2 separate regions of the Mus musculus genome follow, and region 2 is linked to region 1. Evidence: chromatin loops called from intact Hi-C (ENCODE). Cell type or tissue: left cerebral cortex. All regions are shown on one strand. Each heading gives the region's core, and the rest is flanking DNA. Links, peaks and the distances in the headings are about the cores only.

Region 1 (7,498 bases), core at 2,232-4,731:
GTTGAAGTTTTATGGATTTTATTCATTCAGTGTGCTGTTCCAAGCTGTCTTTATTAACATTGATTTTCTTCTATTACTGCACACACACACACACATACCCCACATGCACACATACATGTACGTACATGCACACACACATACATGTTCACACACATACACATGAATACACATGCACATGTATACATGCATGCATGAACACACATGTATGCATATGTACATACACAACACATGCATACATACACATATACATGCACACATCCACATATACATGCACACATACACACATGTGCACACACATACAGACTTACATGCACACACATACACACATGCATACACACGAACACACACACCAATACCTATGTTTTATTCATTCATCCTTTCCTCCTATATCAGTTAGGTCCTGGTAGTTTCTTTTTGGGTTTGTGACCACCATCTGAGATGTCAGAGTGGAAGAGTATGAGCCTTCTCTATCTATTGAATATAAGAGCATTACCACTCAATATGACTCTCTCCTAGGCGTATATTGTAGCATCTTAAGTGTCTTCCTCAGTGGTTCCTCTTGCTCATCTAAGACAGCATGCTGACTGATGGAGACTATCAGTGGGGTCCATTTAGAATTGTGGACAATGCTGATCTGTGCATTTTGCCCTTTCATGGCCTCCTCTGATTAGGCAACAGAGCAACTGAAGACCTGGTTTTGGTTGTTAAAGCCCTGTGACCTGCTGTTAGTTTCCAAAATATCTTGCTTTCATTCAACATATTTCCCAGTGCCAATGTTGATTGCATAACTCTGCAGGTCTCTTCCACGTAATGGAAAAATGCAGTCTCAAAATAGTATAATTTATTTACAGGTTCTGGCAGCTGTCACCATCAAATCAAATGCAATTGCATATAGTATTTATCAAGAAATCAATAATAAATACATATCTAAGGTTGCCTGCTTCCCCAGCACTGAGTGTGCACTGCAAATGTTACATTTAATTTTAAAAACAACATCCATAGTTCCTTGAAGCTTATAGTCTGGTGGGGGAATACCAAGAATAAACAAGTAAAAGGGATACAATTATCAGAGAGTTCAAGAAGATTGCAGAGTAAAGAGGTGAACTTGAGGCAACCCTCAGAAGGCAACTCTAAGGAGCACTCGCTGGGGAAGTGTTGCTTGAGATGGGCTTCGAATGCTGATATGGTGAAAACCCATTCTAGACAGAGGGAACTGAGAATAAATTAACTTCAAGATGGATGGGGATGGGGAGAGGGGTGTGACTGGAGCAGAGTGGGCTCAGTCAAGTGTGAGATCTGGTAAGAAATCATAGGCCCAGATTCTATCTCCAGCATGTGGTTTGACTTTACTACAGAGAGAATTTATTGGAACATTTTATCCATTGGAATAAATGATCTATGTATTAATGAACTCATTTTGCCCGGGAGTAAAAATGGATCAAAAAGGTAGAGTTAGATGGTGTCTACAGGTGCCATGACAAAGGATTCTGGAAATAAAGACCAAAATACTGAAATATGGCACATTCTAGAAATAAGAACCAACAGGGTACGCAAGCTGAAAGGCTGGGCAGGGCACATGGGGGAAAGAGGAATCCCATGTAGGTCAGAGGAGTCTAGCTTCAGTGTCTCGGAGGACAACAGTACCACTTAACTGCTCTATGGAAGACATTTTGTTGAAAAAGTTAATCGTTTAGTTTTTGCATCAATAAATTTGAAAATGTGTGCAGACAGCCATAAGGGATGTCACATTAGATAAACACATTCATATTAGGGAGAGGTGAACACTTCAGACCAGGTTTAGGGGACACTGTGATATAAGGGAGGTTTACAGCCTGTGACTAAAAGGAGAGTCAGTGAGAAGACTATGAAATTGTCAAAGGCAAGAAGCTGGGATACATCTACATTCCTGTCGAAAAAGGCAGAGGCAGCCACTACAATAATATGTCCTGAAAAGAAAAGGAACGGGGCTGGGAAATATTACTGAGAAGTCAAGTCAGATGGACAGGAAGAAAGGAACTTGAACGCGATGCTCCATGGAAGGATGCTATCTGAGAGGGAGGCTGAGGCAGGAAAATGGCAAATTCAAGACCTGTTGGGGCTGTCTTGAACAAAGGAAGGAGGCCAGCATCTTAGAGGGGAGAGTCAGGAAGACTACTGGAAAAGCATGCATGACTTATGCAGGACTTCAGAAGTGAAGGCACAGAAGGTAGCGACAATAACTTTCTTCAGGCAGTTTTGCTGTAAAGGGAGATGAAAACGGGAATGTGCTGTGACTTAAGGGAAGGTTAACGGTTGGTGCCTTTTGTTTAAGTCAAAGCCAGTTGATGTCTAATGAAAGCAAGTGGTCCACCTCACCCCTTTATCTACCTTCCAGAGATGTTATTCTGTGTTCCAATAGAGATGCAACCTGAAAGTAACAACCATATGAAATGGACAAATGATATGCTAGAAAGTAAGAAAATGTCCTTGAATTGAGGATTTTATCTTTAAGTCTGTGACTGAATAACTGTAAGAAAATGTGTATATTGTCTTACCAATTGTCCGATGACTTTAATATGTTCCTGCATCCTAATTTTACAGTTTTACTGCTAGTAGCTAATTACCTAACACTGTGGAGATCAAACATGAATCAAATCCCCATGGTTTTGGTGAGACCAGTAAGAGAGATCAGGTCTGAATGGCCTTAATTGGTACTATGAGGTGGACAGGGTCCTCCCTGTCCTTGGTCTCCATTCTATAACCGGGTGACATGATATCCCTGCATATCTCTGGGGGCCTTGTTCTGAGTGGTCCCCATCTCCTGGACTACACTGCTGACAGCCACAGAGCCACTGGTCAGCTGGCCAGCCGAATGAATTGGCAGCCTATACGCATGCTGAGCTGAGCAAAAGCAAACTATAAAAATCACACACATCAAAGCATTTTGTAGAAACCTGCATGGGTACATGTTACTACATACCGCAAATCAGAAACTGTATTCCATTCTCTGAGAATTGTGAAGGAAGCAAAATACTACTGGGCATGTTGGCAAACTACAGCCAACAAACAAGCCTTACCCAGAATACATTTTGTAGTTCATTAGCCTCTGTCTTATGTGAAGATGTATGCTTCATTACTTATATATATTTTAAAAATGCATTACAACCCTCTGCTCCTGTAAGACCATTCAGCGTGTGAAGGACACTGACACCTTCATAGGCCAGTGGTGAGGGAGCTGTAGGGAAGGAAAAGCCACAGCCTGAAGTACTAAGCCTGAGGCATTCTTTCTGTTTTATAGATGGTGTCAACACCACCCCTGTGCCCAGCCCAGCTTCCGAAGACAAAGCTGAAGTCCACAAAGATGAAGGTATGAGTCCACATCTAAACTTCACAGGTCCTTAAAAGTAAACCATGCAGGGTTCGTTTATGCGAGAAACTGATGCAGTGAAAGCCTCTATTTTGAACACAAGGATCCCACCCACTCTGCTCCATGCCATATCGAGCCTCTTCAGAATTTATATATACATTTACATTTGTTCCTCTAAAAATAATGTTCGTAAAAATAAGAGCAGGCACAGAGAAAGTGTGGTTAGAGAAAAAAAAATGTTTATCTGGAACTCAAGAATTTGCCGATTCTGCTGTTTGTAACTAACTATTCCTAGGCATAAGTTTGAAAGCATGGCGTTGAGGACCACCTACCAGAGGCCCATGGCTTAAGGGAGAAATGTTTGAAAGGCATCCACACAAATCAACCTGAGGCAAGGCCACATTTCTCTGGACTATCACTAAGAAGAAACTAATAATAATTAGGAGAAAATTTAACCAGTATAGAGATAAGTGCCACAAAACAGGGATGTAAATGCTTTCAAAAATATTAAAGGGAAATAAGATGGGTCATTTTCTCTTCTCCCTCCTGATTGATGGGTAACTCTTCCCATTAGAAATAATATTTGATACCTGCCAGACTAGACCAATTATGTTTGACCAAGTGGGTATCTTGTACAGCATATCATCTACTTAGAACTTACATATGTACTTCGAATCTAATTCTTCAATCTGATCTGATACAAAAGCAGGCATACACTGCCATGAAGACTAACTGGTCTTTTAATCTGTCGAGGAAATCAAAATAGTCTTGGAATTTTAGTACTCAATGGCATATATAATTCCACGTCCTATTTCCTGGTGAGTCTTTGTTTTAATACATGTAGTTGAGGGCAGTTGATAAGGAGTATAAATAATTGGGTTATATGCTTGGGGCTTAATCCTAGTTCTGCTCCCAGTTACATAGCTAACTTTTGACAGATAATTAAAGAAGTGAACAAATGATTAGCAAGGAAATACATGGTGAACTTCTTGGTACTTCGGTTTTCCCTTCTGTAATGAGGGCAAGAGTAATGTCTATCTTCGGGCTGGGAGCATGAAACAGTGGATCAAAGCACTTTCTGTGGAAGCATGAGAAGCTGAGGTCAGATGCCAAGCATCTAAGCCAGTGGCAGTGGCTCATGCCTGTAACCATAGCACTCAGGAGTCTGAGGCAAGAAGATTAAGAGGTCAAGGTCAGCATCATCTATACTGCAAATTTGAGGCCAGTCTAGGGCTAGAGGAAACTGTCTCAAAAAACTAGAAAACAATGAAAAACAAAACCAAACAAAAGCTCCCTAAGTCTCAATGGCCTGTATATAAACACCTATATATAAACACCTATATATAAACACCTATATATAAACACCTACATATAAACACCTACATATAAACACCTACATATAAACACCTATACATAAAGACCTCTGCGATCCTAGGACTGAGATTGAGGGCAAGATCACTACACTTGCTGCCTGCCAGGTGAGCTCCAGATTAGTTGAGAAACCATGTCTCAAGAAAATAATCCAGAGGATGATACAGGAGAATGCTCCATGACATCCACCTGTGCACATACATATCACACAGACACACAGACACAGGCACACACATGTACACATATACGTGCTCAGTAGATAATATCTACCTCACAAAATATCACAGCACAGGTTAGTTTCCTTGCTGTTTCTCTGGCCTTCATATAGAACAGACTTTCGAGACCAAGACAGATTATTAGAAAGTGACTTGTTTATCTCAGAGAGAGAGAGAGAGAGAGAGAGAGAGAGAGAGAGAGAGAGAGAGAGAGAGAGAGAAGAAGAAGAAGAAGAAGAAGAAGAAGAAGAAGAAGAGGAGGAGGTTCCAGTGAACTGTCAGAAGAGATTGGTTCCAAATCACATTATGAAGATGAACCATAATGCAAGAGGATCCTGCCATAGATTCTGGTTGCTGGCTATCCTGGGAAGGGATGTGTGTGGTTTTTTGAGAAAAAGAGTTCCTTTCTATTAGGGTAATTGTAGAAGCCAGAAATGGATGACATATGCAGGTACCTGGGAAAATAACTGCTCCTTCCCAGAGGAGATCTGACTAGACCAACAGTGTCCAGGATACTGCTGTCATCTTGAATGATCCCCTTTTTTGTTTATTGCCAATTTTCAACTTTCCTTTATCCTATATAGGCCTATGTTCAGATATCTCTTATTTCAAAAATACTTTACACACCTAAAAATGTAATTCTTATTGAGAAACTTAATGAGAAACTAAGTCATTTTACAGAGATAGAAGATGGTACTTATTTTTAAACAAAAACAAAAAACTAAAACCAAAAACAACCAAGAAAAAACAAAAAGGATGTCTCAGTCATCATAAAACTGTAAAGCTTATCATAAAACTGTAAAGGCATCATAAGTTTGAAAGACAGAGTGTAAGAAGTATGAGCGAGGAACAGTCTAATTTGAATGCTTCAAGCTGAGATTTCTTGCTGTTGAGTTGTTTAGCTGGGAGACATCACACCTTCATAAAACACGCTGCTTGTGATATTCTTGATGCTTTTAGGATCTCACACCGTTAATTGCTCATGCAAGGATCAATTATTTTTCAGAATACTTTTAGGATTTTTTTCTTAAAATAAGACTTTTAATGATGCTAACTTCATCAAAGAATTGTCATGTATCACAAATGTATGAGACTAAATGTGAAGATTTAGGAGATTTTGTAGGAATTAAATTGTTAATTTCCATTACCTTTTTTATTTAGAAAACAAGTTTTGTGATCTATGTGAGTATGTAATCTGGTTTAAATTAACAGTAAAACACATAGGATGCGGATTTTGCCTTTATCTCCTGAAATAACATTCATAGAAGGGCACTGGTTTTTTTTTTTAAATGGATTATCCGTTCAGACTCAGTCGCTGATGCTTGCCAAGCTGTCATCACGATTGACAGATGCACAGTTTAGAATTAAGAAAAAGAATTTTCCATTGAAATCATCCAAGATTGAGGTCAAGTTGAGGTTAAAAGGAAGTCATAAGTGTTTAGGATTCATTTCAAATCTTTTCTGTTATTAGCGTTCATGCAGAAATATCTGTCCTTAGTGACACCAGGGCTATTTCAGAACTCCACAGTCACAAGATCACTTATAGAAATGCTTATGACACTCTCCACTGTAAGTGGCAGAATATTTTCTGCTGATCAAAGGTCCTAAAGGAGCCCTGTTCTCTTGACTTTTTGGAGACTTCACTCCCAGAGGAGCATCTTTCACGGGTCTTGGAATTGCTCCTGGTCTGGAATAGCAGGACTCTTGCTCCAGGGTGATACCCATAGTGTTTGTGCCCAGCTCAGTGGTTTACACTGTTGCTTGTCAGTTGGCTGGGTTTATATTTGTTAAGATTTTAGTCTATACTGGAAATTAGCATCTTCTAGAATATAGGAGTTGAAAACAAGCAAGCAAAATGAGGCTGTCTTTATTCTTGGAACAGAAGGTTTTGTGTTTTTTTTTTTTTTTTTAAACCAAACAGTTATGTGAAAGTTGAAAAAAATTCAAGAAGTGTTAGAACCTAAGCATAGTCTACACTAGTGATTCTCTTACTGTAGACATACTTCCCACTGGGAACCAAGTCTAGGTGTTCTTGCCCACTTACCCCAAATAAATATGGACTGTGTAGTTATTGTAGCAAGGCAAAACTGTCTGCTTAAAGATCACAGTAGGCTGTAGTCTCTACACTGAGAAAGACACCTGCTCCCAGTAAGTCCTTATGGCTGCTGAGTGGGCAGGACTTGAGCTGAGAGGCTAAGGGATGAGGAGGTGGGATATGTTAATGAACCGTTCATCCACACAGGGTAGGTTTGAGAGCCAGGACTGAGATGAAATGATAAAGTTGGCCCTGGGAAATAGGTATTCGTGGCCTTTGATAGGCACTCTGAGATTATTTGCAAAATCAATTGAACGTGAACTTATCTGCTGAGAAATTCTCCCTTTACTGTTATGGATGCTCTTTTTTTTTTTCTTTAACAGATTTTAAACTTTACATTTTGAAAACAAATTCTATTTGAGTTAGCAAACATGCAAGCAATCAGATGCAAGTCCATAAAACACAGGAGTCAAATGCAGTAATAAAGAATGCTCTGATTGAAACTTCTGAAGAGCCTAGGTTATTGTTAAA
Region 2 (7,498 bases), core at 2,055-4,554, 450 kb after region 1:
ATCTCAAGTGCTTCTCCATCAGTCTCCAGACTGGCCTGCCACCCTGACCATTCACTGGTGTGGAGAGAGCCAAGTTTCTGCCTCTGCTCCTGGATCTCCAGGTCCAGGGTGGAGCACCGCTGCAGGGCAGAGCGCCTCTGCTCTAGCTTAGCCACAGCCTGCTCCAATGCCTCTCTTTGCTGTTTCTCCTGGGACTCCAGTATTTCCTTTTCCTTTCTTCTCACCTTCTCTTCCTGTCTGGCCACGTTAGCTGTGAACTCGAAGGTGGCCCGGAGCTGTTGCAGCTGGCTAGCATTAGCCTGGTACTGTGCGATCTGCTCTTCTTTCTCTCCCACTTCTTTCTCTACTTGGCAGAGAGTGGTGTCTAGGCCTAGGACACCACTGTCAAGGGCATCAAGCACTCTCTGCTTTTCTTCCAGCAGAGCTGGCAAATGATTTTGCAGAAGGTCCTGTAGCTGGTGCTCTCTGCTCTGTAGCCTGGTCTCTGCAGTCTTTATTTTGTCTAGATCTGGAGGCCCACCGAGAATGTTGCCATCATCTGTTGCCAAGAAGCTCGGGTCACCCCCTGCGTCACATTTTACATGCTCCAGAGCTACTTTCTCTTCTTGGACTTCTTTGCTTAGGAGGTCTTTCTGTTGGACCAGGTCCTTCTCCAGGCTTGCTAGCTTGACAAGCTGCCTTCTCTTGAACTCTAAGAAGTACTGCTGAGCCCTTTCCAGTTCATCCCTACAGGTATGGTCCCCTCCAGCTCTCATCTCTTTGGCCTGCAAAAGGGCTTCCCGGATGCTTTCCAGTTCCCTCTTTTCCTCTTGGGCCCGCTGGGCCTCTCCAGGACACAGCAGAGGAGCAGTGTCCTGCCTCTTCCGAAGCTGCTCCTCCAGGTGTGCCACCCGCTGCACCTGCTCCTTCTCCTCCTCCTCCAGCCTCCTTTTCTCCAACCGCAGCTTGGCACTCTGGGCATTTTGCTCTTGGTGCAATCGGTCCAGCTCCTGGAATATCTGGACCTTCTCAGCTTGTTCGTGGCTGTTGAGCTCTTGGAGTTTGCGAAGCTCTTCTCTGATGCGGAATAAGCTCTCTTCCTCCTGCCTCCTCTGCTGCTCGAGTCCCTGCTGCTCCCGAAGCCTCTCTTCCTCAAACCTTTCCTTCTCAGCCAGCAGGTCCTTGAGCTTGTTTTCAATGTGGAAGCTGCGGCGTTTGAGGCTTTCCTCCTGCTTGCGGATTTGCCGCTGCACAATCTCTGTTTCCTTGCGCCTGGTCTCTACCTCCTGCTGCATTCGCTCTAGTTCTGCCTTGTCCGACTTCTGCTTTTCCTCCATCTCCTCAATGAGTTTCCTGCAATGCAAATGCTGAGTGGTCATTATTTAATCACTGTGCTTAGCATCAGTCCAACTTCTCCCTAACTGGATTGTTCTGAAAACACACATAAAGCCAAATCTTTCATTGAAACAAATGAAAAGAAAGTGCTTCTCTTTCATATTTTCAAATGCATACTATGTCACTTTTATTTTACTTCTTGTCCAGTGTTTCAGCTACCTAGCCTCCTGAAGTAGTTTCTGGTATCATTTCTTTGTGAAGTCTAGAATCATAATGTATTATGTATGGTATAATTAAAAGCTCCCCCTGAGGTCAATGAGAAAAAAACCATCCAATTTAAATTTGAATGTGGCTACTTTTCCTCAGCTCAATGACTAAAGTGCAACAGACATTCAGTTACAAGATGACATTAAGTAAAAAAAAAAAAAATTGCCATCTTCAATTCAGTGGAGGTTGAGTAACAAAGTCAAAATAAATAAAAAGTAGATGTAGACCTCCACCTTCTGACCCCCAACCTTCTGATTTGTAGGATGCTGCACCCTGAGCTCATTCCCATGAGCTATGCAATCCCAAATTCTAGAAAATAAGTAACTGCTTCAGAACGTTAGCTTCTCCGTCACTACCTACCCTTTATCTATTTCCTTGTTAAATAAAACAGAGGAAAAGAGAAAATATGATTGAATGAAACAAAGGATAGTTTAGCACATATATCAATCAAGCAGCCATATAGATATAGATGATATAGATATCCTCAAATGAAAGTAAGTAAAGAGAAATAAATTATAGGTGTGAAAACACCAGTAACTGTATAAACTGGAAAGATAAGTGTGGGAGGCATCTCAGGGGAGACGACTGGTCTAAAGTTAGACCCTAAAAAAAAAATCCTTAGCTCAGAAGGAGGGAGCACGGACGGAGAGCACCAGCTGTTCTTGCAGGAATGGGGTCAGTTCTCAGTACACACATAGCTGGGGACAAACATCTGTAACTCTACTCCCAGGTCTACGGCTTCCAGTGCCCTGTTCTGTGAGAACTGGACACACATGTGTGTATATATACATACACATGCGTATATACACATATATGTAAATATGCATACATACATGAAGAAAAATGTATACACACAAAATAAAGTAAATAAATCGTAATTTAAAAGGTAGAGATGGGTTATTAGAGAAAAATGGTTTGGTTTTTTTTTCCTTCCTTCCTTCCTTCCTGTTCATTTTGTTTGACATTTTTCTCATAACTCTCTTTGTAGACAAAGCTGGCCTCAAACTCACAGAGATCTGCCTGCCTTTGCCTCCCGAGTGCTGGGATTAAAGACGTATACCACCACATCTGGCTTGATTTTTTTTAATCTATATAGACTCGTGACTTTTTAAAGACCTAAGGAACACTAAGAAAAGATTTGGGGTTAAATTTCAACACATCTTAGATGCTTAATTACTGACAACTCCCCCTTTCTCACAAGCATTTGAAGATGTACTGCTGTGAAAACATAAAGACGAAGTCAAGTCAATCCCTTATAAGACTCTACCTTGAGGCATTAGACATGGTAACAGCAGATGCAGAGCAAGAGGGAAGCCCAGAAACTCAGGAAGATGCTGACAGAGGGAGGGACCCAGACACAGCAGCTGGGAACACAGGTCTCATGTGCTTACCTTTTACTTTCGAGTTTTTCAAGTTCTTCACGCTGTTGTCTCTCAAACTCAAGTCTAATGAGATCAAATGGAAATCAGTCACTTCCATGAAGGAGCTCTTTTCTATGCACACAGAATCGTACACTGGAGCATGGATTTACCTATTACCTTAATTACTATGGATTAGCAAGTTTAAAATGCATTCTTTGCTCTATCACTATGATTAGAAATTAGATATAATTTTAGGTGTTTGAACTTAGACTGAAGAGAACAGATTTGATTTGAAGGAAAACAAAATATCACTGTAGTTAAAAAAAAACAGAATTAAATAAAACTTCTAAATGCTAAGCATGTCTAGTCCATGCAGCTTAGTCACTGATGAGTAAGTAAAAAGGAGAATCTACCTTAGACAGATGGGTCCTTTTATAGGGAAAAGACTGCCAGGGCGGTAGAGGAAAGAGAGCACAGACATCCGTTAAGAAAACAATTCAACAGGAGGAAACATCAGGGCACAAGCAGTAAGGCACTTAAAAGACAACAGTCATGCATAGAGCAAAAGGTCTTTTTAAAAATATCACATTTCCCAGTACATGCATGCAGCAAACACTCCAAAAAGTTAATTTGCTTTGTTTTACACACTTCAGTGACAGCTATAGGACTGCTGACTACTGAGCAAAATAGTTACTGTGTACAGCAAAGCACGACTTTTAGTGCTTTATCTGTAGTTACTCTACTCAGAGGCTCACAAGTGCTGAGTGACAGCTAGGCTATGACACTGCACAGATCCATATACTTGCAACAAAATAAAATAAAACAGGTCAATGTGAGTTTTTAAATTTGGACAACAGAAGACAAATTCTCTGATACTAGGAAATGGGTTTCACTTTTTCAGTTGAACTCCCTATAAACAGGTTTCCTTGGTTCACATGCAAATCCAAACTGGCAACACAGCTACTTTTACAATGACCTAAGACATGTTTCAAAGAGATCTCTTCACACTTTAATTTGGGCTAATGTTGAAGGAAAGGCATCTGGTGGCCTTTGTAAGCATAATTGTGCATCTGTGGAATGAGAACAATCATGCTGATCAGCACAGACTGTCTCCTTTGTCCTCCCAGATTATCAAGCCTGCAAGCTATATCTACAAGACAAGGAATCCATCTTGAGAACTTGTCTGAGGCCACAGTGATATATGTGTGGAGCCAACATGTGACCCCATGACAATCTGTTTCCAAAGTGCCCTCTGTTGACTCATTTTATAAGCCTTGCTCAGATCTGTGATATAAAATACAAGAATTAACCTCTTCATTGAAAGTTACATCTGTTTATAATTATGTTACTATCAAGTGAAAACAATTGCAGCTTAGTATAGGCATGGATGTCTATGACAGAGCAGTCATGCACAAAGATAACTGCCAACAATGGAACCCAGCCCATATGGCTGTGCATTAAGTGAGTACAATATGACCACTCCTAATAACTACTTTTTAGTATAGTTTCCTTCCTCCCCCCACTTCTTTCTCTTCTCTCTCTCTCTCTCTCTCTCTCTCTCTCTCTCTCTCTCTCTCTCTCTCTCTCTCTCTCTGTGTGTGTGTGTCATAGCACATAAGTAGAAGTCAGTATAACCTTAGGGTCGGTTTAAGTAGAAGGTAAAGTCAGTTAACATCACTCATACTTCATGATCTCCTTGTCAGCACACAACTTCTTAGGAAAAACTGTGACTAATAGTATTTTTGGAACCAAACTTGGATTATAGTGCTCAAACTTTGTTTGAGACTGAGTCTCTCCTGCTATTTACTACTGTATATGTCAGGTGAGGTGGCCATGAGCTTTTGGAATTCTCTGTCTCCGTCTGCCTCTGCCTCCTACTTCCCTGCAGAGACACACTGGGGTTACAGATGTGTGCCATGGCCCTAGTATACAATTTTGGATTTCAATATATAGCTGACTGCTTCTAGAGATATTTACATATTCAAAAGTAAGACTGGTTAAAATGCTTTGAGACCAGGAAATTTCCCTAAAAGAGTCTGCTTTAATCTCAGTTTCATTTTCTGTGCAGTACAGTAATCCATCCTTACTAACCCTCACTGCTTGGGTACTGCATGTGCAGAGAAGCAGTCTGCTCTGAGAGCTGCCGTCAGGGGTTGGGAGGAAACCCTATCTTCTAAAATGTGTTTCCAATACCTGCTTCTGTGCTCCACCCAGGCATTCAGACCCTTCCTGTTGTTCCCCTAAATGCAACAAGTTGATACATTTATCACCTAAGACCACAAAGCAGGAAACTGAGGCTTAGTGTACTAAGCAGCACTGGAATCCAATTTTGGTTCCAAAATATATTACTAGTCACAATTTTCCCTAAGAAGTTGTGTGCTGACAAGGAGATCACGATGAATGATGTTACCTGACTCTACCTTGTATGTGAATGCAGTGTTACGCAATGCGATACACAAGAACACATGGCTGACCCTAAGCATTATAGCCTCTTCTTTGTTGTGCAAAAGGGTGCTATAGGAGGAGTAAACGTCACAGAATTTGGGAGTAGCTAGCATCAAGGCAAACTTCCTGATTCTAGATCTACCTGTGCTTTTCTTTCTCGATATAATATAGAACTTAAGGATAGCTCATTGAAACCAGACGTTCAGTTTGCATAGGTGACATGGCAGGCCATGTGTTCCAGGAGGCTACCAGAAAACAGATTCTTAAGAACAGTCTAAGTTTACTAAAGACTTTGAACTGGATGAACCCACCTGCCTGGTGTTCTGAAGGCCAGCTAGGAAGGAGACAAGCTAAGCCTGGAGACAAATGCTTAAGGGAGCTGGGGGTGCTGCTCTCAGCTTGGCTGATTCTATCTTATGCCAAGAGCGAGGAGACCAAGAAGCATAAGGTTCAGGCACATACGTTGTGAGAAGACAAAGGGCCAGTGGGCAAAGGAACTGTACATGGTGGCACAAGCACGCCATCCTTGAAATGGAGAGGTTGAGACAAGAGGATAATGGGTTTAGAAGGCAGTTTGGGGTTGACAGCTGTTGACAATCAAGCATCTGCCCTTCTCAATTCTACTCAAACATTCTAAACTGATGTATCCAGTGGCAGACCACGGATTTCATGGCACACACCCTCACATCCTCCCCCCAGCTCCTCCCATTGCACGTCTGGTTTCAATGAGCTATCCTTTGTATCCACTCAACTTGCAGGACTTGCCCATTCCCTGTCTCTGAACCAAAAACAAAAGCAAAACCAAAATCGAACAAACAGTAAGAAAGAACTGATGAAGAAAATGAGGGGAAAAGGTAGCTGGGAATCACTCAAACTTTGAGATTGTTGATTTCAGAGGCCTGCCCGACCTTTAGGCTGAGTGAGTGTGTGTGTGTGTGTGTGTGTGTGTGTGTGTGTGTGTGTGCGCACTCCCACGTGCATTTAAAAGTGTACATACACTTCTTTTATCTATCTATCTATCTATCTATCTATCTATCTGTCTGTCTGTCTGTCTGTCTGTCTGTCTGTCTATCTATCTATCTATCTATCTATCTATCTATCTATCTATCTATCTATCTATCTGCAGCATTAAACACAGATGTCTGAGTCAGTGCAGGAAACAGAGAGCAAGAACACAGAAAGAGGTGAAGACAAAAAAATCAAGTAGTGGTCTAAGGACTGAATTAGATACAGAAGGAAAGAAATAAAGTTAGAACAGAGCCTACAAGATAAAGCAGAAAATAACAGACGTCTATATGTTGACCAAGTGAGTACCACGAATAGGTTTGCAAGAGAAGTTGTTCACCCTGGATCACTCAAGCCAACAGCAGGCTAAGACAGATGCTGAGACTTCAGAAGAGACGTGTGAAAGGAGGCATAGCAATATTAAAGAGAGATGGTGAGCAGGGACCAGCCATGAGCTGAGTGGATTCAAAGCACCTCACTAGGCAGAGAATTTGGGATCTGGAGCAGCTGGTAGGACGGTGTAAGGGTCTTGGCCTCATGATATCAGTGGCACTTCCATGGGATACATCATCACTTTAGAATGTTTGAGTAGGATTGAGAAGGGGAGACACTTGATCATTAACAGCTGTCAACCTCAGATGTTTGAGGCTACAGCTTTTAGCCCTGTAGGAGGGCAGCATCTATTGATAGGGAGGTACCCATTTTAATTCTTAAGAGGAGAAATGACTCCCTATGACTTGTTTCAAGGTCTTAGACATACGCTATCCAAAGGAAAGGTATGCTTGAAAGAACATCCCCATTTCTGGGAAAGAATAAAATTTAAAACTCAACTGCAACAATAAAGAAAGTTACTTGGTATTCACTCTTCATTTATAGCAAGGACACTAACATATGAGAAGAGCATCCTGATTCAGAGATCCAATTCTAAACATGAGACAGAAGTTGTTGCTGACAGCATATAACATCTGTTAAGTATTATATATTTACTGATCATACTTAAAATGCATTTATTTCCACAATACATAATTATTTTACATAGCAAGTCATAAAAGACTGTGTGAGCCTGTCAGTGTATCTAGACAGTGTATCAAGTATAATTGTATGTA

What was found. Peaks named below come from ENCODE experiments on the same cell type or tissue, not always from the same donor. Only the 100,000 strongest peaks of a DNase experiment are listed, where the experiment ranks them.
Region 2: it touches region 1 in a loop (4-fold over the local background); 2 of 42 quality-filtered maps call a loop at or near these places.

What each region holds. Positions count from the first base shown.
Region 1 is chr2:142,257,816-142,265,313 of GRCm38, forward strand. It overlaps Macrod2 (mono-ADP ribosylhydrolase 2), which reads left to right. Exons shown (of 19, transcript NM_001013802.3): 13 at 3,278-3,346. Among named protein-coding and RNA genes, the nearest start is that of Gm25583, 620 kb to the left of the region's middle. In left cerebral cortex, for the core only: no CTCF peak of the experiment used is centred there; a DNase peak (open chromatin) is centred at 3,437; H3K27ac peaks cover 391 bases.
Region 2 is chr2:142,711,707-142,719,204 of GRCm38, forward strand. It overlaps Kif16b (kinesin family member 16B), which reads right to left. Exons shown (of 26, transcript NM_001081133.2): 18 at 2,973-3,026; 19 at 1-1,332. Among named protein-coding and RNA genes, the nearest start is that of Kif16b, 190 kb to the right of the region's middle. In left cerebral cortex, for the core only: no CTCF peak of the experiment used is centred there; DNase peaks (open chromatin) are centred at 2,233 and 3,477.